Regions from separate parts of the Mus musculus genome. Here all the other regions are linked to region 3. The links are chromatin loops, found by intact Hi-C in ENCODE. Cell type or tissue: left cerebral cortex. All regions are shown on one strand.

Region 1 (8,000 bases), 65 kb after region 3:
TCTACCAACTGGGCTGCATCCCGGCCTCGTGACCTCTTTTGAAGATGAGAACTTTAGCTGCTTTATTACATGGGTGGTTGGAAGCAGAGAGGATTCAACAAACAGCAGAGCAGCCAAGGCAACTCACATCTCGAGTCTACCCACCAATATGTGGCAGCCAGAGAGAGTTTCAGCAGGAAGGTAAATCCCAGACACAAGGCAAGGTGGACCCTGCCACAAGAGCCTTGCTTGCCACCAAGACATCTTCCAACTCCCATATCAGGGACCGCTAGACCACCGTCATTTTGGGTCCTCAGACCTAACTGTTACTTGTCATAATGGCAGGAGCCAGCAAACCCCAGACACCTCCTGCTCCTGCTCACCTTGCCTGGTCAGAGGTGAGCCCAAGGCTCTGAGAAATTCTCAGCTCTGTTGCTTAGTAACAGCAGGGTGACTTTAGGGAACTCTGAAGGAAACAATGGATGGTTCTGCACACCAAGCCACACACACACTCACTGGCTAAAGAGAACTCCCCATGCGCTGGATGGCACGGGTTGCAGCAGGCTGCAGGTTAGATCCCTGGAGTCAGAACTTCTTACCACACTCAAACCAAGACCGCCATTGTTGCGTTTTATGAGACGGGAGGTCTACTTCCAAGCCTGGTTTCTGCATTTACTGTTTGTGACTGGCTTTAAAGACAATATTAGTGGCCTCATTAAAAGGACATTCAAAATCCGGGTGGTGGTGGCACATGCCTTTAATCCCAGCACTTGGGAGGCAGAGGCAGGTGGATTTCTGAGTTCGAGTCCAGCCTGGTCTACAAAGTGAGTTCCAGGACAGCCAGGGCTACACAGAGAAACCCTGTCTTGAAAAACCAAAAAAAAAAAAAAAGGGGGGGGGGCCTCTGGTCCATCAGAGGTGGCGTGAGCCTAAGGAAGACTTCTGAGTACTGAGGCAGAGAAGTCTGACATGGAAGATCCTGGGCTCCTCCAGATCTCAAGCAGACACCTGCACAGCATCCCAACAGCCCAGCATCCAGAGCATTATGGGTAAGAATAGCAGAACCACCGTCTCTGGAACTGTACAGGCAATGAGCCTCAGTGGCTTGTCTGTCCTCCATTTGTGTTCTGAAGTCTCAAGAAATGAAAAGAACTGCAAATTACCCTGACTGTTTTCTTGGGAAAATCTGCTCCAAGGCTCCCCAAGAAGACTCTTCTTCCATACTTACGAATGCTCTCCACGAGGCCCCTCGTGTCCCTAAGACAAACAGGGGCTCCTGAAAACGTCTCCTATACTCACCCACACTTATCCTTTTGTTTCCCCTTCATTCAATAGCCCTGTGGCCCTAACACGGTACCTAGGGCCTCCCCACCAAACAGACAGCAAACTTAGTCCTGGGAGAATGGCCACCTCAATTGCCCCTGCCCTCTAGCTAACTGGAGGGAGCTGGGAGCTGGGCCAGAGCTTCCAGGTCTCCATGGCCACAAGTTCAAAGTGGCATGAGAAAGAACCTCACAGCATTTCTACTTTGGGCCCCCTGGGATTATCTACTAACTAGCCACAAAGTTGGAATCTGCTCCAAAAGGCCTGAATTAGACGGAAAACTCTTAATATAGGGGTCTTAATTAGAACCCTAGCACCAAGGGGACATATTATGCCCCCTGGCAGTGCACAGGAATGCTCCAGCACCTGTGCATGTTGGGGCAGTGTGGTTAGGGTATAGCTTTCACCAGATCCCAAAGAGGCCCTTGGTCTAACTCTGAGACTTGGCCTTCTCCATCTCTCACCAACCCTGAGCTACCCTAACTGCCCAGAGCCTCTGCTTTTCAAGACTGTACCCAGCTGTTTCCTTGTCTCCTGCTCCATCCAGCAAGAGAGTGTGGACGGGTGATTTCCAATCCAACCTTCTGGATGAACCTCTGGTGGCCCAAGCCAAGCTACATAAAGAAAGGTACCATCCCTCCATTTAAACGGAGGTCCCACTTCACATTCGATCCAGCAGGAGCCAAACTTCATAATGAGATGACATCTATAAGATAAGGAGACTCCTAGTATCACACACTGCCTTCAAACAGCATACATAGTTAACTCCATAGGTCTGTAAAGAACCTTAGGGCTGGGAGGGCCAGAGCAACTCCAGAACCCCTTCTCCTGGGCCAGGTGGCTCAGGGTGTTGCAAGGTGTATTTCCTGGGTTTCAGGCTACTGAGGACCAGGTGGTGACCAAGGCACATGGTCTTCTATCCGACGTCACCTCTAGGGTATCTCATCACTATCTTCCCAATTATCCACCCCCACCCTCTATTCTTACAATAAGTAAATAAACAAACAAATAAAGGAAATCTAAAAATCTCTCTTCCTTAAAACACCCTCTCCAGGAATTTAATAGCAGTATGAATTTCTTGAAGCTGAAACTTTTTATTAAGGAAAGAAAATGGACAAGCCCATGCTGGGGTGGCAAGCCACCAACCATTCAGAGAGAAACCCAAGAGCGCTGAAGGAATAAAGGCAAGCCCCGGCCCCCTGGAGCTCAGCGCCCCAGGCACTCAGAGTTCGAGGGGCGGGGGAGCAGGGGCGGGGACAGCGCATTCTGAACTTTCTCCAGCCGGGTCGCGGAGAGACGCAGCTCCCAGGGGACCGGGTGGGACCAGAAAAGGCTGAACCGACCGGTGACCACGGCGGGAGCAGGAAACGATTCTCCCCTCCCCCTAAAAGGAGTTCAGCTCCCAACCCAGGCCCCCGCCTCGCCATCGCCATTCAGGCTGCGCCCCCAAGCCCGGGCGAAGCCGGGAGGGTGTCCACACAAAGCGGGGAACCGGGGAGCAGAGAGACCCGGGTTGAGCAGGCTCCCCAAGGCCTCGCGTCCCTTCCTCGCGGCGCCGGCTGGCCGGCGACCACCCCTCGGATCGCGGCCCCGGGATCCTCCGCACGCTCCCTGTGCCCAGGACCAGGAACGAGGCGGGCAGCGGCGGAGGGAGGGCGGCCGGGGACCTGCCGCGGGCTCCCGGGCAGCCTTGGCCACCGCGCGAGGACTCAAACTCGCGACGGCCCGGCCCTCGCGGCCGCGCCTCGGCGATGCTCCCGGGGAAGGTGGGGCCACCGGGCCGGGGTGGAGCGCGGCGCCCGCGAGCTCGCGCTAGGGGCGGCGAGAGCGAATCGGGGTCTTACCGAGCACCGCACGCGCGTCCGCTCCCGCGGGGCCGCTGGGGTCGGGCGGCGGGGGAGGGGCGCGGTCCCGCGGCGGCAGCGGCAGCCCGGCTTGGTGGCGCGGCGGCGCGGCTGGGCGCCGGGAGGCGGAGAAAGCGAGGCGAGGCCGGCTTCCTAGCGGCGGGCGGCGAGAAATGCAGCTGTCCCTGCGAAGCTGCCGGCGGGGCCACAAGTGGGGCGCGCGGGGAGGAGCGGGGCTGCGCGCGCGGCGGGGCTCAGGCTGCGACACCCCCAGACCCTCTCCCCAGGACTGGAAGCAGGAATAGGGATCCCGAGGCCAATGCGGTTGCGCAGGATACGGGGCAAGGGGAGAGGGATAAGGGGCAAGGGGCCTCTGAGGACACTGGGACAGTCTCCTCTGTGCATTCCTGCACAGACCGCTCCTCTTGAGGACTTGTGATCTTCCCTTTATGGCCCGGTGTGATGCGCTTGGGCTCTGCCGACTTGGGAAGCACCTTAAGGGGTTGTTAAAGCAAGGAGACCTGAGACGTGGGAAATTTGGGAAAGAGGGGGACCTAAATGCAAGGCTGACCTGAGAGTTTGCAGACATACACGAGGAGCCACTAGTGAGGGCTGTAGAAGATGCACGAACCTCTCTGGGCTTGGGGACATCAGGAGTGTGGGAAAGTGGCAGCTCTGCGGAGTTAGAGTTCAGGAAATAAAATGTAATATTGAGGCCAGAGGAAATCGTGAAGTTGATTAGGAAAATCAAAGTTACCACCCACTAACATCTTATCTCCACCCAGCATTCGCCATTACTTCAAAGGCTTCTGAGCCTCGATAAGGGATTCCACAAACGTTTTAATAAACGGTCGATCAACTGGTTAATTTTCCAAGTGGTTTGGTTTTGTGCACTAATTTGGAGATGAGAAAAGGGAACAGAGGGAATGATGGAAGAGCCTGCCCATTTGTGTGTGGAGCCCTGCACACAGCCCTCTCCTCTTCCGAAGACTTACAATCTTTGCTGAGAAGTCTGGGCATGCTCACCCAAGAGACATCTGATGGTGAAAATCACAAACCAAGGCCCCAGAGTCTCCATCCTTTGCTTGTCAAGGGTAATTTCTTCAGCGAGGTGGAATCTGAGGATACCCTGGGAGAAACCCCACCTCTGAGAATCCCTTGTTCCCTTCGGCCCCTCTGCCCATGCCCCTTCACCCGGCTTCCGGGAACCCTCACACTATCAGGACCCCACGTGAAAAATTCTGACTCTGAAGTCCTCCGATGTGGCTGCTGACTGAGATGTCACCAAGCGCTCAGGATTTATCCTCTCGGCCAGTAAAGCCTAGATGATGGTATCGAGTTTGTCACTTTATACTGTAGTGTTAACTTCACCTGTCACTTTTCTGCTTATTGGCAGAATCTTTCTCTAATCTGTCCCAGTCACTTTGACATTTCAGGACTTGGGGTTGGGGTGGGGGCTACCAATCTGGAGATTTTCCTGTTTGTGCGTGCCTCTAGGATGCTTATGAAATGTATTTTCATTCAAGTCGTTAGCAAAGCCAGCTAGTCGCTGTGATTGTCACCCTTGAAGTAGCCTGTCTGTGAGCTTTTCAATGTCCTCCTTTGGGGTCGATTCCGGAAGCAGCTTCCCAGTCCTGCCTCCCTACACCCCCACCCCCACCTCCACCCCTGCTTCTCATACCCAGAGCAACTTCACTCTCCCCTACTGCTGCTCTGAGCACCTAGAGGCTCAGGTTAGGTTCTCTTGCAACCCAGCCCCTCTTATCTGCTGCCTGCCTCAGGTCTCCAGCATCAGGTCCCTTGGAGATCTCATGGAGGCTAACAACAAACTCAAAACCATTCCTCCCTCATCTAAACGCCACCTCTTGGCACAGAGGCTAACCAGCTCAGTCCCTGCCCTCCCTCTTCCTGGGTATTCTGTTGCTCTCCAGCTGTAGCCATCCTTCCTTCCCTTTCCCCTACTTCTTCCCACAGCTGCTGCCTGGCTCCAGCCCCTGTGCTCTGCTCTCCACAGCTGGTGAGAGACCCGTCCTGCTCTCTAGCCAAACTTCCTGCCTGCTTCAGAGAACTCCAATCCGTTCTTTCTTTCCACCGTCCCCTTTCTGCTTCAAGCCTACCAACACTTCAAGATGCCCCCTTTTAAACTAATCCTGTCCTGATCCTGCCCTGCCCGCAAGCCATCGCCCTAGTAATGTCATCTCATCCGAAGTAGACTTCCTCTAAAATGGAGACGCATATCTCTTACTTGTTCCAGCCTCATTCTAGCTTTTCTTTCCTGCGGTCTGGCCTTCTTCCCCAGTCATCCCAGGAGCTACACTCTGTGGGAGGCCCTGGCAGGAACCTGGTTGTCTAAACCCATGAACCTCCTGCTTACCCCACTTCTTGGCTCTGATACAACCCCAGGTGCTTTTAAGGCTTCTTTGAAATTTCTCCCACCCCACAGATTGCCCATCCTACAAGGTTTCCCCAACAACCCCCACGCTTCTTCAGTAGCCTTCTCTAGCACCCAATTCCTTCCTGCTCTTCCAACAAACTAGGTCCTAGGATGTGTTCACAGAGGTTAATAGTTTTCAGTGGGCACCAAACTTTAGGACTTCTTCAACCTGCTACATGACTTTGGGGCCAGGCACTTAACTCTCTGTGCCTCAGGTCCCTTACTTGTGCTGATTAAGGTCTAGTTCATTTAATGTATTTGGGTGTTTTGCCTGCATTCACATGTGTGCCTAAAGAAGGCATCAGATCCCCTGGAACTGGAGTTACAGATGGTTGTGAGCCATCATGTGGATGCTGAGAATCAAACCCAGGTCCTCTGGAAGAGCATCCAGTGATGTTTAACACAGAGTACAAGTTGGCAAGGTATGTTTAGGGCCATTTCAAAAATTTCTGGAATCTGTTCTAATCCCAAGCAAAAATCCACTTAATATTTCTTGAGACAGGATCTCAACTACATAACACTGGCTGTTCTGAAATTCACTGTGTAGACCAGACCTATCTCAAACTCCCAGGGATCCACCCACATATGCCCAATGAGTGCTGGGATTAAAGGCCGCTGCCACTATGCCTAGTTTCATTTAATACTGTCTATGAAAGTCAAGTCAGCAACCTCCAACAGCAATTTTTTTAAAAAATCAAACACTCTAACAAATAACAGTGATTTGATCCATTCTTGGGAGTGACAAATTAAAACTCTTTGTTTTCTATAATTAAACTACTTTGATTCTATTTAAAAAAAAAAAAAACAGGAAACTTTGCATATAAAGAATGCAACTCTTTTTTTTTTTTTCCCCCGAGACAGGGTTTCTCTGTACAGCCCTGGCTGTCCTGGAACTCACTCTGTAGACCAGGCTGGCCTCGAACTCAGAAATCTGCCTGCCTCTGCCTTCCGAGTACTGGGATTAAAGGCGTGCGCCACCACTGCCCGGCAGAATGCAACTCTTAATGTATAATAAATATTCTTGAATTCCAGCCAATGTGATTCTGGGTGTATTAGCTGGATTTTGTTTTTGTTTTTTTGTTTTCTGCGGTGATATTGGTGATGTGAAATGTGTGTGTTGTATGTTCAGAACAAAGTCTCTGTTGAAGCGTGGATACGACACGCGTGAATGCTGCCAGAAAAGGCTCAGGTTCATTGAGTGTTTGATTTCAAATTAATTTTGGGTCACTGCATTCAGAAACCTTTTACTATTTCCAAAAATTGTGTAACCTTCGCATTCAGTTATGCAACCCAATCTGGGGCTGTGGCCTACAGTGTGAGAAGGTGAGCACGGAGGCACGGGGCCAACAAAACATGTATATGTATTATTATATATTACATAACATATCATAGAAGAGGATTTACTGGCAGAGGGTGGTGGTTCACACCTTTAAACCCAGAAGTGGGAGGCAGAGGCAGGTGGATCTCTGAGTTGAGGCCACTCTGGTCTACAGAGTGAGTTCTAGGACCGCCAGGGCTACCCAGAGAGACACTGTCTTGAAAACATAAAAAAAAAAATAAAAGTAAGATAAAAATAATCAAAAAAGTTAAAGGGGATTTATTAGGCTGATTCACATGATAGGAACTAGGTAATCCAGAAATGGTGGTCTGTATGCTGGAGAAACCGAGAACCCAGGAGTTGCTCAGACCCAGAAGTGCGATGCCACCGTAGTCCTGAGGACATGCACCAAGATCTCTGGTGAGAGTGAAGCCATATTGACAGGCCTGTGATGCCGATGTCTGAGCTCCACAGCAGTGATACCTACTCAGAAAGGAAGAAAGGCTAGCATGCATCCTCTCCCCTCAGACTTCTCTTTGATCTGGGCTGCAGTGAGGGTGGGTCTTTCCCTTCAGTCGTCTCTTAGTACATTTGTCTCCTCAGGGAGCATCCTAAGAGAAACCCCGGTGTAGATATCTCATGGTCCAAAACCACCATCGCTGACTGGAACCTGGTAAGCTGAGCGTCCACATTAACCTTCCTCTTGTCAGGTCTTCCCAGGGTGCCTTTCTTCTATTCTCCTTCCTGTCCTACTCGACCCCACCTACATGTGCTAGAACCAACTGTGGATGCTTTCTGCTCCCGTACTGCAACAGGGGAGGTGATGGGTGCCTCTGTCTAGTCTCTGTCCATGCTAAGCTCAGGCCACTGGGGCATTTATCATTATGCGTGATATTATTATTATTATGCACGAGGCTGATGCACAGCTGTTGCCCAACAGCTGGGCTCCAGGGAAGACAGGATGCTTCTTCACCTTTAGGACTAACAGTGCACAAGAGCAAGCAGTCATGGCTTTGAAAGTGACTGTATCATCCCCGCCAACATGAGACCTTCTTCCTAGCACCACCAAAGACATTAACAAGGCCTGTGGTAGGACAGGAGG
Region 2 (8,000 bases), 75 kb after region 3:
ACCGAGAGAAGCCTTAGGAAGATGTGACAACGGGGAATGGTCTAGAACGTGGAACAAAGGACCAAATGTATAGTCCGTGTGGATGGAGCACCCAGGGCTTTTAAAAAAAGAATTTAAAATTGACAGGAATTTTCACTCTGACTTTCCTGAAGACATCAAGAGCTAAGGCAATGAGGCCCCGTACCAGGTAGCTACACAAACTTGGAGGCAAGCATGTGCTACAAACAATTCACAGACTCAAGAGAAGAGCTCGCTGGTCCCCTAAGACGGGGGGGGGGGGTCTGACTGGTTTGTACCTCCTGAACTCCCCGTAGTTTCCCAGAGCATGATAAACATGAAATGTTGGTCAGGCCAAGATACAGGTGAGTCTCTTCTCTACCGCCTCCTCACTGGGTGGCTTAGCCTCGTGTTCTATCATTCATTCTCTCATCAAATATTTTTAAATGATTTATTTTTATTTCATATGCATTGGCATTTTGCCTTCATGTATGTCTATATAAAGAAAAGGCATCAGGCCTTCCACCGTAGAATTGGAGACAGTTGTGAGCTTCCATATGGGTGCTAGGACTTGAACCCAGGTCCTTTGAAAGAACAGCCAGCACTCTTCTGTTTTGTTTTGTTTTGTTTTGTTTTGTTTTGTTTTGTTTTGTTTTGTTTTGTTTTTGTTTTTGTTTTTTCAAGACAGGGTAGGCCTGGCTGTCCTGGAACTCATTTTGTAGACCAGGCTGGCCTCAAACTCAGAAATCTGCCTGCCTCTGCCTCCCAAGTGCTGGGACTAAAGGTGTGTGCCACCACTGCCTGGCTTCAGCCAGCACTCTTAACCACTGAGCCATCTTTCCAGCCCTGGCTCTGTTTTTGTAATCTATAAATGGCAAAGAGGCTAGATAGTTACCATCTCAATAACTGGGAAATAGGAATAGTGGAGAATAACCTTTCATTTTCCTTTTGAAAAAGCTTTTAAAATTACATTCATCATTCTAATGTGTGCATGCATGTGTGTTAGTATGATTGAACACCTGCATGGATGTGGTCACAGTGTGTATGTGGAAGTCAGAAGTAAACTTTAAGCCATCTTGATGGTCCAGTCCTGATGTTTCTTGAACATTTACAGTGTGTCTGGCTCTGTTTTAAGCACTTTGGCATATGTTAATTAATCTTCAGGGAAAAGCTTGTCAGACATTACAGATGAGGGAACTGAGATACAGGGAAATGAAATAAGTCTTCTGAGGTCCTAGAGAAAGATACAGACTCATCCGGAGCCCAGAGCCCAGCACCTCACTGCACTTCTGCTGATGACATTAATAGCAAGCACACAGTGCTTCTGAACTGGCCATCACATAGTGACTCACTGCCCAGCTACCCTGCAGCAGCTACCACCATCCTCCCTGTCTCACAGACAAGGAAGCTGGCCACAGAGAGGTTAAATCAGTTGCTGCTTTTCGGCAAAGTCATGGGTAGTCAGACTGTATAGTTCATGGCTCGCTGGTTTCATATTCAACGACGGAAGCCTGTTCTGCCTTTTGCCATTCTTATTTTGTTCTGAGAAAGAATACAAGATGATCCTTGGCTAGTTAGAGAATTTGAGGCCAGCCTGAGGTACATGAGAACATGGGGAAGGAGGGAGGGAGGGAAGGAGAGAAGGATGGAGGGAGAAAGAGACAGAAACAGAGAGACAGAGAAAGAGGAGATAAAATAGAGTGACAGTAGGTTGGGTGGATGAACAGTTTTTACTGAGACTTGGAACAGGTGCCACAGAGACTATGACATCCTGGAGGAAAGCTCCTTCCTTCCTTCCTTCCTTCCTTAAGGGAAGCAGGCGCCTCCCATTCTTGCTTCCTGGAGCTCATTGGTCCTCAAGCACTAGTAGAAATGGAAAAAATGTCTTTTTCAGTTTTGTTTTGCTTTTTCAAGACAGGGTTTCTCTGTGTAGCCCTGGCTGTCCTGGAACTCACTCTGTAGACCAGGCTGGTCTCGAACTCAGAAATCCACCTGCCCCTGCCTCCCGAGAGCTGGGATTAAAGGCGTGTGCCACCACCACTCAGCAAATGTCTTCTTCTTTTGTGGAAGAGCCTCACTTAAGTTGCCCAACATAGTTCCAAAGCAGTGAGTGTCTGAGGGAGTGCTCATTCAGCAGGTAGCTCTTCATGAGACAAACAAGTCAGGTATAATGGCTCACAGTTGGAGGCCAGTTAGATTGGTTAGGGCTGGAGAGCAGGACTATGGAGGTGGAGGAGAGAAAGGAGGGGAGGAGAGAAAGGAGAGAGAAGGGTAAGAAAGAGAGAGAGAGAGAGAGAAGAGAGAAGAGAGAGAGACCCTCCTCTTCCTGAGTTAGTACTAAGCCTTTTGGGACAAGAGGACCACAAGGAGATTTGGGTCCTGGGGACCAGCCCCTCAGCAACCTCTACATTTAGCTTGCAGGGCTTGCTCCTCTTGCCCGCGGCACAGTTCAAGTCTGTTGGCTGGGAAAGTGTCAGTTCCTGCAGCTGGTCCTCTGGGGAAGGTCTGGAGTCAGCCTGGAAGATCTGAGACTGAGAGGAGGAAGAGGAGGAAGCGGAGGAGGGGAGCACTGATTCATTTGAGCGTGCATCCTGGATTAGTGTTTTCATCTAATTGCTTCCTCCTCCCAAGTGTTGGGATTGCAAGCATGTGTACCACGGTCTGTCTCTTCCTTTCTTTCCTGTGCAGAGGCACCTTGCCCACTATGGGAAAGACGGAATTAAGCCACTTCATGTGCATTCAGAGGGAAGCCCAGATGAAGAGTAGGAGTTTCCAATAGTCCTAATGGACCCCACCCGCCATGGTATATTAGTTGTAGGGAGAGAGGGGAGGAAGGAGGGAGAGAGAGGAAACTACGTAGGTACTCTGTCAGAATTAATATCATCTCTGTGGGTTGGAGGGACATTTTGTGCTTTCAGATGTGATACCCTGGGGGACATTGCCCTTGCAGTATCCCAGGCAACAGTGAAGAATGTCGTGAGACAATGCCAAGCAAACACAAAATAAGAAACTGTCAATCAAGTAAAAACAAAACAAGGCAGGAGTCTGTATATTTTTCTGTGTATTGGTGTTGGGTCTGCATGCGTATCCATGCACCGTGTGCATGCCTGTTGCCTGCTGACATCAGAAGAGTGCATTGGATCCCCTAGAACTGAAGTTACAGGTGGTCATGAGCTGCCGTGTGGGTTCTGGGAATTGAACTCAGGTCCTCCAGAAAATCAAGCAGTGTTCTTAAGCACCGAGCTGTCACTCCAGCCCCATGAGGGTCTGGAATCTGTATCTTTTTAAAATATCAGCTATATAATGTGTAATGTGCTAGAGGAAAGAAGATATATTAATTAATTATATCTTTGTTATGATCAAATACCTGCAAAAAAGCAACTTCAGGGAAGGTTTTCTTTTGGCTCACAGTTCAACGGATCACAGTCCATCATGGCTGCTTGTCTACAGACCAACAAGCAGAGAAGAAAGCAATGATAGGACTCATCTGGCTTCCTCCTCCCGCCCTTTAATCAGTTGAGGTCTCCAGGTTAAAGGATGATGCCATCCCTATTCAGAGTCATCCTCTGAAAACTTCCTCATAGAACCCAACGGTGTGCCTCATCAACAATGTGTCTGGTCATGGTGACAATGAAATTAACCATAATAGAAAAAAGTTGGAACACAAGTGGCTGATTAAATGAAAGTATCGTATAAATATGTGACATTAACGCCTAGGCTGTGGTATAAAAGTGTTTGGAAACATATAGAGATGTCTTTAACAGGTCACAGCTTTGATGTATAAAACCTGGAAAGTCCAGGAAAATAGCAACAACAAACTAACAAATAAAAATTAGAAGAGCCCTCTGTGCTGGTTCAGGATTTTAATCCCAGCGCCCAGAAGGCAGGAGGAACAGGGGGATATCTGCCACTCAAGGCCAAGGAAGTTTACATAGCAAGCTCTAAGCCAGGCCAGGCCAGCTCTGCATAAAATGTAGCAATAAATAGATAAATAAATAAACAAAATAAAATAAAATAAAAAAGGTCCATGGTGCTTTAGCATAAGGAAGAATATGAATTCTGCAATGCTGGGTAAAAGGCATACAGGTGTTTACTGTAAATTTGAAAACACATCACCCCTGTTTTACTTCTTTGTTTTGTTTTGCTTTGCTTTGAGTTTTCCCTGCATAAACTCTGCATCATCTTTGTCTCTGGGGTCTGGTGTAAGGAGTGAGTTTCAAAGGAGCAAAAGCATTTAGCCGCATTCTAAAAATAGATAGATGGGCAGGAAAAGCATTTCTAGCATACGGAACAGTATGATTAAAGGAAGGAGTGGTAAGTATAGATGTCGCTGGCAAAGGGGGTGTAAGGGTAGCCTAGCAGTCGACCTTCCATGGCAAGTCATGGTCTTGGCTGAATTACAAAATGCGTTCCTCCACTCCTCGCACAGGCTGGTTCCCTAGCTTGCTCTCAAAGGATTTGGATATAAGATACAGAAAGCGACTCAGCCAGCCAGTCTTAGAGGAGCTAGCGCCGGATTTGGGGAACCATGGAATTGAATTTTGCCTGTCTACGTGGAATGATTACAAACCATCTTGCCAAGTGTAGAAGCGAAGTAGCTTTCCACTTACAAGCTTCTGTAGACGCAGTTGCAGTTGCCCGCAATCTGTGAATGAGCAAGAGGATAAAACCAACCAATCAGGGCTCAGTATACCTCAGCCAATCCCAGCTCAGAGATGTTCTAGGCAGGGCGGGGCTGATGCTCCGAAAGAGTTGTTTGTTGGCCTGTTGCCCCTCCCCCAACGCCCTGGCGTTCACTTCTAGGGAGAAAGAGGCCTGGAAGCCGCAGAAAGGCCAGCAAAGTGGATTAAACGAAAGGTGCAGGCAGAGAACGCTAAACCCGGACTGCTGCAGCCATGGCAACGCCGCATTTGCCTATTGCACTGTACCCAGGACATCCTAGAAGGGCTTCCTAATGCTGCAACCCTTTTATACAGTTCTTCATGTTGTGGTGACCCCCAACCATAAAATTAATTTCGTTGCTACTTCATAACTGCAATCTTGCTATTGTTATAAATCGTAATGTAAATATTTTTGGAGATTGGATTGTCAAAGGGGTCCCGATCCACAGGTTGAGAACTGGTCTAAAAAGATGCATGGCCGCTCTCCTTCATCTACCTGGAAAGGTGGGGGCCACTCCCTTTCCTCTTGGGAAAGGAAAAGGGAGGCTGCTGTTCCGCAGGGTGGTATTGCTCAAGAGACTTGTACCCCAGTACCTCCAGTGGAGGGAGAAAAGAATGCCTCCCCCAAGATGCACCATACTCAGACAAGCACATAGCCTGTCTCCTGGCCTCTTGGTTCTTCCAGGATTCTAGCATGAACCCCTCAGGCCACTTCTCAAGCTAATGTCCAACTGGTAGCTTTCCCAAGGTGTCTTCCCTCCAATTTTCTCATTCCTGAGATGAGGGTGAACTGCCAGTCCCGACCCGATTGATATCCTCACAAAGGAGGCAGGAAATAAGAGGCTGGCGGCGTAACTCAGAGCAGAGCACTTTATCACTACGTATGTGCCTCGATGCCCAGCACTGCCCAAACAAAAGCCAAGCAAGAGGACTAGGTAAAGATAGGATGCATTGAATTTGAGGTTCTAGGTGCTGGTGAGATGGCTCAGCAGCTAAGAGTTCTGTTTCTCCATTGAACTCGGGGTTCCATTCCCAGAACCCATGTGGAGCCTACCAACTGTAACTCCAGTTGCAAAAGGTCAGTGGTGAGACACCCAGGGCACTAGGCACACGTATGTACAGACACACATGCAGGCAAAACATCCATATACATAAAATAAAATCTTTGAGTTTCTAGTCCCATACTCTGTAGCAGGCCTTGTGCTAAGCATTTTATATTCACTTAGATCAAAACTGAACTAGGTTTGTAACTTAAAGTTATTTGTTAACTTGGCAGGATCCAGAATCATCTGGGAGCCAGGCCTCTATGCATGCCTGGGAGGGGACTATCCCGATTATGGTGAGGTAGAAAGATCCACCTACTGTGAGCGGCCCCATTCTTTTTTAATGTTTACATTTTAATTATTTTAAATTATATGCACATGTGTTTGTCTGTGTGTGAGTATGTGCTCTTGAGTATGGATGTCCCCAAAGGCCAGGGGTGTTGGATGCCCTAGAGTTGGAGTCAAAGGCAGTTGTGAGCTTCTATATGCAGGTGCTGGGAATCAAACTTGGGTCCTCTGGACCCACCTTAGGTCCTCAGAGGTGCTTACTAAGAGAAACTGGACTCTACTCCTCAAATTCAGCCAGCATTCAGCCCCAAGGGACTTTAGCTTCACAAATTCAGCACCCGCCAGGGCCAGGCCAGAGGTGGTGGTGAGATTTACAGATCCATATAGGTGTGAATGATATTCTTTGAAGCTATAAAACACTGTAGAGAAGAAATGGACAGGAGGCTGGGTCAGTCCAAGGATTGATCACACCTTCTGTCCATTGGCCCTTGAGGACAAGGACGTGCAAGCCTCTACCCTCTCTATCCTCACCTCAGCTCTCTCCAGAGAACCAAATTATGAGGCCCTAGGAGAGCAGAAACAGACACATGGGGCTAGAACAACTCAGTGAAATGAAAGTCCCCTCATTCCCAAGACAAGACTATCACAAGGCACGTGATCCCTCTAGCTGTACTCAGAATCAATAAGGAGACTAAAACAACTATCACAGCAAATCTGGAGGCACCCAAAACTTTTCCATTAAGTGAAGTGTCTGAATCTTGATTTGCTATTTGGTGATACTGTCTTGTGGGGACTTGTCCCATCTGCCTTAACCAGCCCCCCACCCCCCACCCCGCCCCCAGGCTTTACATGACAATTAATGTCTACCCTTGCCTGGTTTACTGTTACCTTAGTGGAGCTGGGTGGCAGGGGTAATTACCCTTCTGCAGTCTGGTTCCCTTCCACCCGCCCTTTTCTGGCACCATGGGACCAAGCACCCCTCCCTTCCCAGCTCAGTACCAGGAAGTGTGTATGTGGGCAGGAGGCCCACACCTGGGAAGGAATACTTCAATCATTTTCTCCCATCACAGTGAACGGAGGAAGCTTCTGCGGCATTAACAGTCCATCATAACAGTTGTGACTGGTTAACTTTAATTTGTCAAAATAAATCTGCAGTATTTTGCATGTTAGTAATACAGTGCTGGTATTGACAGGTAAATCATCATCCGCGTACATAGAAACCTTCATTTAGGAGCACACCTTAGGAGGGAAATGAATACACAGGAGAAGGGAGATGCAGGCCAAGCAGCGAGCCCTAGAGCAAGCATAACAGGCTGGATGTCAGATTTGAAGATTATCTAATACAACTGTTTAGCTGCCAATCTGATAAGGGAAAGCTCTCCACCAGGTTACAACCAGGAGGGAAACCATACTCTGCCTTTCTGTAGAACGGTGGCCGTTGGTGCATTCGACACACGGGCGAATCAGCTCAGCATCAGCATCACAACTCAGTTTCAGGTCCGGGCCACGGGAGGATTTCACCACACGGCCTATCTGTGCCCCCTCTGCCCTACCCTCACCCATCCTGCCTCAACTCTCTCCCTCCCCAAAGAAGACACAACGTGGCTTTATTATTGCAGACAAGCTTCTTAAGTGAATAAAGTATGCATACAAAATAGCATTTTAACTGAAGTCATACAATGAAGTCTCACTCCTGTTTACAATGAATTGATAAAACAACCATTTCTAGTATATATCCTTTTTTTTTTCTTTCTGTAAGAACTAATACTTTCAGGATCTCATGACCACGCTGTAGCCTGGGGGAAGGACCCACACCTGCCCACTTTGAGGACTGCTCCTTGGCCACTGTAGAGGAAGCCTGGGTTATCTGACCATAAGGACCATGACTGCCAGCACAACAGAGATGACAAGGCCCGACGAGCAGAGCACATGCCAGGAAATGAAGGTTTCCTCCACATGTGACCGCTGCCCTCCCGGGTCTCCGCAGTGCCATTCCTAGGCCTTCCCCCAT
Region 3 (8,000 bases):
ATTACAAGCATACAGGTTCTGAATAGCTAGTGGGCACTGAAGTCCCTTCCTGCCCTGAGAGAACTCCTAAATGAGATCATGTGCCCACACCATGTGTAGGTATGACATCCTTACACATGCTACCATGCGCATAAGTTTGTTTTGCTATGTAATTAAACCATAACTTCTACTACTGTACCACTACATTTATCTACTTAATGGCACATTGTAGGCATCGTCCCACATCACAACAGAGACCCACCTCATCGCGTGACATGCTTGTCAACTAAGTGAATCAGGAATTACCATCCCACTCCCTCTATTTCCTGCCTGCCCAGAGGAGCAAGTCACGGCCAAGGGAGGCCAGAGTCATGTCACAAGGGTGGCCGCGGATGATCAGTCTAGGGATTGGGTTGTGAGAATGAGTCCAAGAAAGTTGCCAAATACATATGGCCTCCTCTCCCCTCCTGCCCACCCCTACCGTAGGAGGTCTGAGGCAATTCAGTGCTTCTGTCAAGAGAGAAGGCCTACATTCAAGTCTCTAACCTCTGGGCCACCAGGCCCCAGAAGCCAAGCCCTGATGATATTACACATGGGTTCAGAGGCTCTGATTAAGGCCCTTGAGAATACACTACCATCTCCCTGCCCCGAGTGTAATTCAGACAGAAAGATTAGCGACCAGGCTTGTCGCTCTGCCAAGGGCAACTCCATGAAGAGAAAGAAGAAAAATAGTGGGCTCACATTTATTCCATGAACCCCCTCTCACAGGTCCCTGGGGTTCTGGGTCTCTGAGTGTTGAGACACCCTGGCAAGGCATCCTGGAACTGACTGTTTACCCCAGGGTCCTGCTCTTAGGGGCTTACACTGTTTCCATGTAGAAGAAACAAACCGGCCCTCAGCCTGTGGCAGACTGCCTGCAGGCTTGGGTAGGAGTGTGCAGCTGCACTGCCCCGTGGAAGGGAAAGAGGGAGGCCACAGGGGCTCTTTCCCAGCCTCTGGCTATCAACCCAGGGCTTTCCTCCAGATCACTGATGGATACGTGGATGGATACGTGGATGGATACGTGGATCTCCCGGCACAAGCCAGGCCCTGAGGCCTCTGCAGCAGGACACACCCTGGTTCCTGTGACTACCCAAACCTGCCCCTGCAACTGTGTCCCCACATGAGCACAGTTGGAGAGGCAGAAAGGAGCTCAAGGACATGGCATGGGCAATGGAAAAGCCTAGCTCTTTCCACCAAGGCAGCTCTGTGGGTTTGGAGAAAGTAGTTCAGAAACAGGAAGCCGGGGAAACGGGATCTGGTGAACAGGCACGCCTCAGAGACACCCAGACTGCTGTAACTAGCACCAGGTAGGGGCTCGCATTGTCCTTTCTATTCCTTGCTAAACTTAAAGCCAGCCTGAGGCCAGGGCTGAGGAACGTTAGAAAAAAAAAATCACCAAGTCACACTGCCTTTTGTAACAAACCCTGCTACAAAAACAAAACAAAACAAAACAAAAACGGTTTAAAAAGCATGAAAGAAAGGAGGCGCGCAGATGACCTGGGCTTATGAACTTACACGGGACACTTTCCCCTGTCACCACCGAAGCGCCCCTCATCTTTATTATAATTCTCCAGCCCGTCTCCACTTTGTAATGAGTGGTAGGAATCGTTCAGTGAAGTCGAGTGACTTGTCCAAAACTGCACAGTTAGTGGGTACGTAGAAAAACCGGAATTGGTATCCCTACCTCCCGAGAGAGCTAACATGCCAAGTAAGGCTTGCAGGGCTGAGAGCCAAGGAGCCCGAGAAATGCAGCCACGTGTGCCTGGGTTTAGGACATTCCATCAAAGGAAACATGACCCAGACAGAACGGGGGGGGGGGGGGGGGGAAGGTCTGCTGGCACTGCCCCAGACCTGGCTACATGACCTTGGAGAGAGCAGGTCGTCTCTTTGAACCCACGGCTCCTGTGGGCAAGAAACAGGAAGGTAATCCCTGATGAGCTGGGCTGGAGGAAGTGAATCAAACCTGCTGGGCCCGTTAGACCTCTCCCTGAGCGAGTGGGTGTGGGTGACCTCGGGACCTGGAAGCAGAAACTTCATACCTGTCCTCCCCCGGGGGCCATGAGAGCCAGGCCCAGAGCCGCCCGCTTCCAGCTTCCAACTTCCAACTGGAAAGTGAGAAGCGGCAAGGCCTGAGTCACTTGGAGCCTGGCCCAGGGAGGTGGGCAGGCTGCCCCAGTGTGGCTCAGCCAGCCTTGTCCAAGGTCAAAACAGCCAGCCTCCTGCCTTAGGAAGGCCTGTTCGTGAAGCTGATGGCCAGGTCTGCACCAGGGATAAGATAGCCTGAGGATCAGAGGGCTGGGCCCGCATGTGAGCCTAGGAGGGCTCACATGGATTGGGAAAGTGATTTCAGGGCTCAGCACCTCGTCTTCCTCTCTGGCAGAAGCAGTGTGTGTGAGAGAGAAATGCTGCGATGGAACTTATCTGGGTTCCTAGGATGGAGGAAGTCCCTGCTGGGACAGGCTGTGGTGGGCTGTTCTGAGGCCTTGGTACCTCATGCTATACCCGCTGAGGAAATCCTGTGGTTTTAATATCTTCTGCCAGCTGCATGCTAGCTCCTGGTCTTGCCTTTCCTCCAGACACTCCCTCTACACCACAACTATGCAACCTACTATGCTCTCTGCCCAGATGCCCACCAGTAGCTCTGACAGAATAGGTTGATCCAACCCTGCCTGTGTCTCCTGTCTATGCACCACCTCTGCCCGCTGAGGTCAAAGCCTGGAGACCATCTTTAAGAACGTATCCCTGGGCTGGAGAGATGGCTCAGTGGGTAAGAGCACCCGACTGCTCTTCCAAAGGTCCTGAGTTCAAATCCCAGCAACCACATGGTGGCTCACAACCATCCGTAACGAGATCTGACTCCCTCTTCTGGAGTGTCTGAGGACAGCTACAGTGTACTTACATATAATAAATAAATAAATCTTTTAAAAAAAAAAAAAAAAAGAACGTATCCCTTAGCCAGGCATGGTGGTGCACGCCTTTAATCCCAGCACTTGGGAGGCAGAGGCAGGAGGATTTCTGAGTTCGAGGCCAGCCTGGTCTACAGAGTGAGTTCCAGGACAGCCAGGGCTACACAGAGAAACCCTGTCTCAAAAAAACAAAACAAAACAAAACAAAAAGAACATATCCCTTACACCCTCCATTCAACCCACAACAATCCCCATCTTCCTTGCCTTTTAGACTGTCCCTCAGGATCTGGTGGCTTCTTGTCCTCTGCCACCTCCCTGTTTCCTTGTGGACTGCATGTTGTGGCCACATGTCTTTCCTTACCTCCAAAGTCCCTGGCTGTTAGTCCTTAGACCACATCCCAGAACTTCACCATGGTCTATAAGATCCTTTGTGTTCCTGCCTTCAAATGTGTCTGTATGGAGCCTAAGGACGCAGCTCAGTCAGTAGGGTGCCTGTGTGTCACGCAGGAGGCTCTGGGTTGAGTCCAGCACACTGCATAAGCCAGGTGTGGTGATGCACACGTGTGATCCCAACAATCAGGAAACGGAGGCAGGAGGAACACTTGCTTCAAGGCCATCCGCAGTTACATAGCAAATTCAAAGCCCGAGTGGGACACAAGCAAAAGAAGTACAGGTGTATGCCCACAGGTACACCCACAGAGACATGCAGACACACGTAGACACGTACTGACGTGGCTGCCGTTCATCCAGCCACCCTGAGCACTCTGTGCAGATCACTTGACCAACAAACCTACACTCTCCTTTGGGACCTTAAGCTCTCTCAGCACCTTGTCTCTCCTCCTTCTGGTCCCTGCCACATTGTCAGGGAGACTGCTCTATCAGCTCAGTCTGTCTTCCGGCATTCCTTGACCTTTGCCCTGCTTTGTCATCCTCTGTCACAAACATCATATACAGTGCACTTGCCAGTGACCATCTTCTACACTAGATCAGCATTTTTTAGGGCAGATTTGCCACATCCAGTGTGGAGCTCCCAGTGTCCACAAAGCACCCAGTACAGTCAGCCTGTGCTAACTAAGTGGACGAGCAGAGAAGCAACCGGTGGGGTAACACAGTAACCAACTATGGGTGTCCAAAGCCCAGCAGCCGTTTGGATCCCACAAGCTCTCTCTGACTGTCATCAGGGCCTTCTCTCCCTGCACACAATTCTGACGGCTACACAATCAGCCCCAGGGGTCAGGAGACAGTGCCTCTCCCACTGCCAATTTGACTGTATTTTTCCCCAAGCTAGAACAGGGTCAACCTAGAACTTGAGACCCCAGAAGGAGGTATGAAGCTGTGGGCCAGCACTTACTCTCTCCCTCTCCCTCTCCCTCTCCCCCTCTCTCCCTCTCTCTCCCTCTCCCTCTCCCTCTCCCTCTCCCTCTCCCTCTCCCTCTCCCTCTCCCTCTCCCTCTCCCTCTCCCTCTCCCTCTCTCCCTCTCTCCCTCCCTCTCCCTCTCCCTCTCCCTCTCCCTCTCCCTCTCCCTCTCCCTCTCCCTCTCCCTCTCTCCCTCTCTCCCTCCCTCTCCCTCTCCCTCTCCCTCTCCCTCTCCCTCTCTCCCTCTCTCCCTCCCTCTCCCTCTCCCTCTCCCTCTCCCTCTCCCTCTCCCTCTCCCTCTCCCTCTCCCTCTCCCTCTCTCATCTCCACCTACCCCAGACTTCCTCTCTGTCAGTGGATGAGGAGCGTTTGGAACATCTGGTCCACCTGCAATAGTCTTAAGGGACTCATTTCTTGCCTAAGAACCATGCATAGCCCAGTGACACCAACAGACCAGGCCACTAGGTGGTGTCCCAGGGCCCAGGCCACAGCGGCTCCTGGGAAAGGGCTAACCGCAGCTGCCCTCCCAGAACCTTGTTGTGCCCCATCCCCCACCCTTGGGACTGACGGGAGGACAGAAGAGCCACTGGATAGCACAGGCATCTCAGAAAGGGGTGGGGGTGGGGGTTGGGGTTGCAGTCAAGACACCACTTTCTGTGCTCTCTCCTCAGGAGATGGAATTAATCCACCCAAGGCATTTTATCCTCCAGTGCCTACCCGGACTGGGAATCCTGGGCAGCCAGTGCTGCGGCAGAGCCTCGAGACAAGCTATCAGACCTGAAGGGTGACATCTGTACCCTACCCATCTGGGAAGAGAAGGGGGGCCCAGGCTGACTGCTTCAGCAAGACTCCATGATACCAGGGCCAGAGGGGTCAGAATGAGGTCATGTGGCTAAGTCCCAGGGAAACCTTAAGTGGGTGACGCGGTGTGAACAGAGAAGCTGCTGGGCTCGGCAGCCGCCTCCTCATACAATTGTCACCTCGGACACCGTGGGGGTGGGTGCAGGGCAGTCTGCCGAGTTCTAAGGCATCAGAACTGAAGAGGCTCGAAAAGGGAGGAGGGAGAGGTGGATGAGCAAGAGGTAGAAGCTACGGTCTGTGTGTGTGTGTGTGTGTGTGTGTGTGTGTGTGTGTGTGTGTGTGTGTGTGTGTGTGTGTGTGTGTGTGTGTGTGTGTGTGTGTGTGTGTGCGCGCGCGCGCGCGCGCGCGCGCCCGCGCCCGAGCCGGCATGTGTGTGGCCAAGCACCCTGGGGAGGAGGGGCAGCGCTGACAGAGCCGCCTTGTCCTCCGGCCCCTGCACAGGCTTGTTTTCTTCACAAGCTATTAATGTCGCTGTAGCTTCAAAAGCCGGGTGACCTTTAAATGCCGAGCCTCCTGCTCCCGCCCAGGGCTCGGAAACGGCTTAATGGATACTCAGCCCCAACGGTCACAGCTGCTCGGACGACAACAAAGCCTGCCTCATTCCCAGAGCCCCCAGAACTGCAGGGCAGCTACACCTGTGCCCATTCTCTAACCCTGGCGCAGCAACCAGAGCAAGAGGCCAGGTTGGACATGGCGGGAGGAGGGAAACCCGAGGGAAAAACACTGTTGCCACGCCCTGTTGTGTGACCTGGGTTGGTCCCTTACCTCTGTTAGTCATCTCTTTTTCACGAGGATTTTTTTTTTGAAAGTGCTGGAGGGGATAAGGAGAAAGGGGCGGGGGAGTGGGGAGTAAAGGGGGCGGGGTGTGTCCTGTAGAGATGGCTAGGCAGTTAAGTGAGTTTGCTGCTCTTGTAGAGGACCAGAGTTCAGTCCCCAGCATCCATTAGCTGGCTCACAACCACTTGAAACTCCAGTTCAAGGGATCCAAAATCTTCGTCTGGTCTCTGTGAGCACCTGCATAAACATGGTATACACAGAGGTGCACACACATACACATAAAGAAAAATAAATTTAAAGAAGAAAAAAAAAAAGACGCCCAAACTCTCTGCTAGGAGGAGACATGGTTTCCAGTCTGGAGAGCTAGCAGGGTGAGAGGTTAGGCCATACCCAGGACTAGCGCATGGCACAACGCCTCTGTAACCCCTCCTTCTATCTAAGTGGATCTGCGCTGCTTCGTGAGGAGAACCTTGCCTGACTCTTCCTTCTCCTGCATCAACACAAGTGACCGAGTCTGTAGCCACATGTGTCTGAGGGTGAGGCACCAGGGCAAAGGACTCCAAAGGAAGTTAAGATCCCTCCCCCACGGGCAGATCTGGCCCTAGATCCTCAGCCAGCCCTTGGGCACCATCCTTCATCCCTGCCCTGACACTTAGCAGCCATAAAAGGAGCCCTGAGGAGTCCAGTCCCTCTTCCAACTTTGATGAAGCTCTGCAGACATTCATAACACAACCAGCTCCTGTGTTAAGCTCATGGGTGGTGGCTCATACCTGTAAGCACAGGATGAATGCTAAATGGGCTGATACTGGGAGAACCCAGGATCAAAACAGAAAACTAAAGTATGTGTGTGGGGTGGGTGCGTGCCTTTATTCCTTGCACAAAGGTACAAAGGCAGGAGGATCTTTGTGAGTTCAAGGCCACCCTGGTCTATATAGTAAAATCCTGTCTCATAAATAAATAAATAAGGCCAGTGAGGTAGCTCAGTGGGTATAGGCACCTGCCACCACCTCTAACATCCTGAGTCCCACCTCCAGGATCCACATGGTAGAAGTGAACTCATTTCTGCAGGTTGTCCTCTGACCTTCATATGTGTGCTTGAGTGAGCTTAAGCACACATACATACAGTACAAATAAATTCAATGTAATAACAGATACTATTATTTTTAAGGCCAGGTGTCATAGTTCACACCCTGCAATCCCAGCACCTGAGGTTGAATCAGGCAGACCTCTGTGAGTTCAAGGCCAGCCTGACCTACATAGTGAGTTGCAGGCCAGCCAGGGCTACATAGTGAGACCCCTGTCTCCAACAAATGATAACGGCATCGTAGCCACGATGACTGATGCCCACCGCCTGAGCCTCTCTCCTCACCAGGCACCGTGGCAAAGGGCCTCACGTGTATCAATGTTCTTTATGCTTTCTGCAGTCCTATGCAGTAAATGCTCCCCCACCCTCTCCAACGGTATAGACGGAAAAGTGAGCTACAGAGAGTGAAACACTTGCTCAAGGTCACATGGCTAAGTGGCCAAGCTGAAATCTGAACCCAAGCTGTCTGATTCCAGATTCAACACAGCATCCGTCAGGCTGGAGAGCCACTCTGTTCCCTGGCACAGACCACAGAACGGACAGAGAAGGAGCACACGGCAAAGATCGCCAGACTGGGGGCAGCACTGAATCCCAGGGCACAAACTAACCCTAAGGGAGCTGAGGAGGGCCGGAGAGGGGTCTTCCAGTTATGAAATAGTGTTCAAGTCCAGGGAGCAAGGTAAGAAAGGGCTGGCGGTAAAGTTATATCTAGAAGAACAGAAAGCTCACAAAACCCAGTTTTCTTACCAAGCTCCTATTCCCCTTCCCACCAAAGCTGTCAAGTTGCCTGAGTAACAGACTGTTTACCAAAACCTGGGCGGGTTAGGGAATATTTCCACAACAGCTTCTCTCTCTATCAACAAACGCAGCCAACTCAGCCAACAGTTCAACTTTGGGCTGAGGAGATGAGACCTCATTGGGCGGAGAGGGGCTGCTTCCCACTCCACCCCAGGGACTGGCAAGAACATGTACGTGCCTGGGACCAAGTGAAGCT

What was found. Peaks named below come from ENCODE experiments on the same cell type or tissue, not always from the same donor. Only the 100,000 strongest peaks of a DNase experiment are listed, where the experiment ranks them.
Region 1: a loop joins it to region 3, with 5 times the contacts of the local background. A loop is called at or near these places in 13 of 42 quality-filtered maps.
Region 2: it touches region 3 in a loop (2.0-fold over the local background); 13 of 42 quality-filtered maps call a loop at or near these places.

The regions. Positions count from the first base shown.
Region 1 is chr11:88,094,490-88,102,489 of GRCm38, reverse strand. Cuedc1 (CUE domain containing 1) reads right to left here and starts at 3,344. Exons shown (of 11, transcript NM_198013.3): 1 at 3,147-3,344. It overlaps 2210416O15Rik (RIKEN cDNA 2210416O15 gene), which reads right to left and starts at 4,432. Exons shown (of 4, transcript NR_045499.1): 1 at 4,362-4,432; 2 at 4,173-4,275; 3 at 3,738-3,821; 4 at 2,383-3,628. In left cerebral cortex, a CTCF peak has its summit at 3,321; DNase peaks (open chromatin) are centred at 2,626, 3,279, 3,723 and 5,069; H3K4me3 peaks cover 1,798 bases; H3K27ac peaks cover 2,101 bases.
Region 2 is chr11:88,083,827-88,091,826 of GRCm38, reverse strand. Vezf1 (vascular endothelial zinc finger 1) reads right to left here. Exons shown (of 6, transcript NM_016686.4): 6 at 7,098-8,000. Among named protein-coding and RNA genes, the nearest start is that of 2210416O15Rik, 10 kb to the left of the region's middle. In left cerebral cortex, no CTCF peak of the experiment used is centred here; a DNase peak (open chromatin) is centred at 4,703; H3K4me3 peaks cover 948 bases; H3K27ac peaks cover 704 bases.
Region 3 is chr11:88,159,040-88,167,039 of GRCm38, reverse strand. All of the region lies in intron 1 of Cuedc1 (CUE domain containing 1), which reads right to left. Among named protein-coding and RNA genes, the nearest start is that of Mrps23, 41 kb to the left of the region's middle. In left cerebral cortex, a CTCF peak has its summit at 4,750 (motif pointing right); DNase peaks (open chromatin) are centred at 4,802, 5,244, 5,641, 7,398 and 1 more place; H3K4me3 peaks cover 1,143 bases; H3K27ac peaks cover 3,618 bases.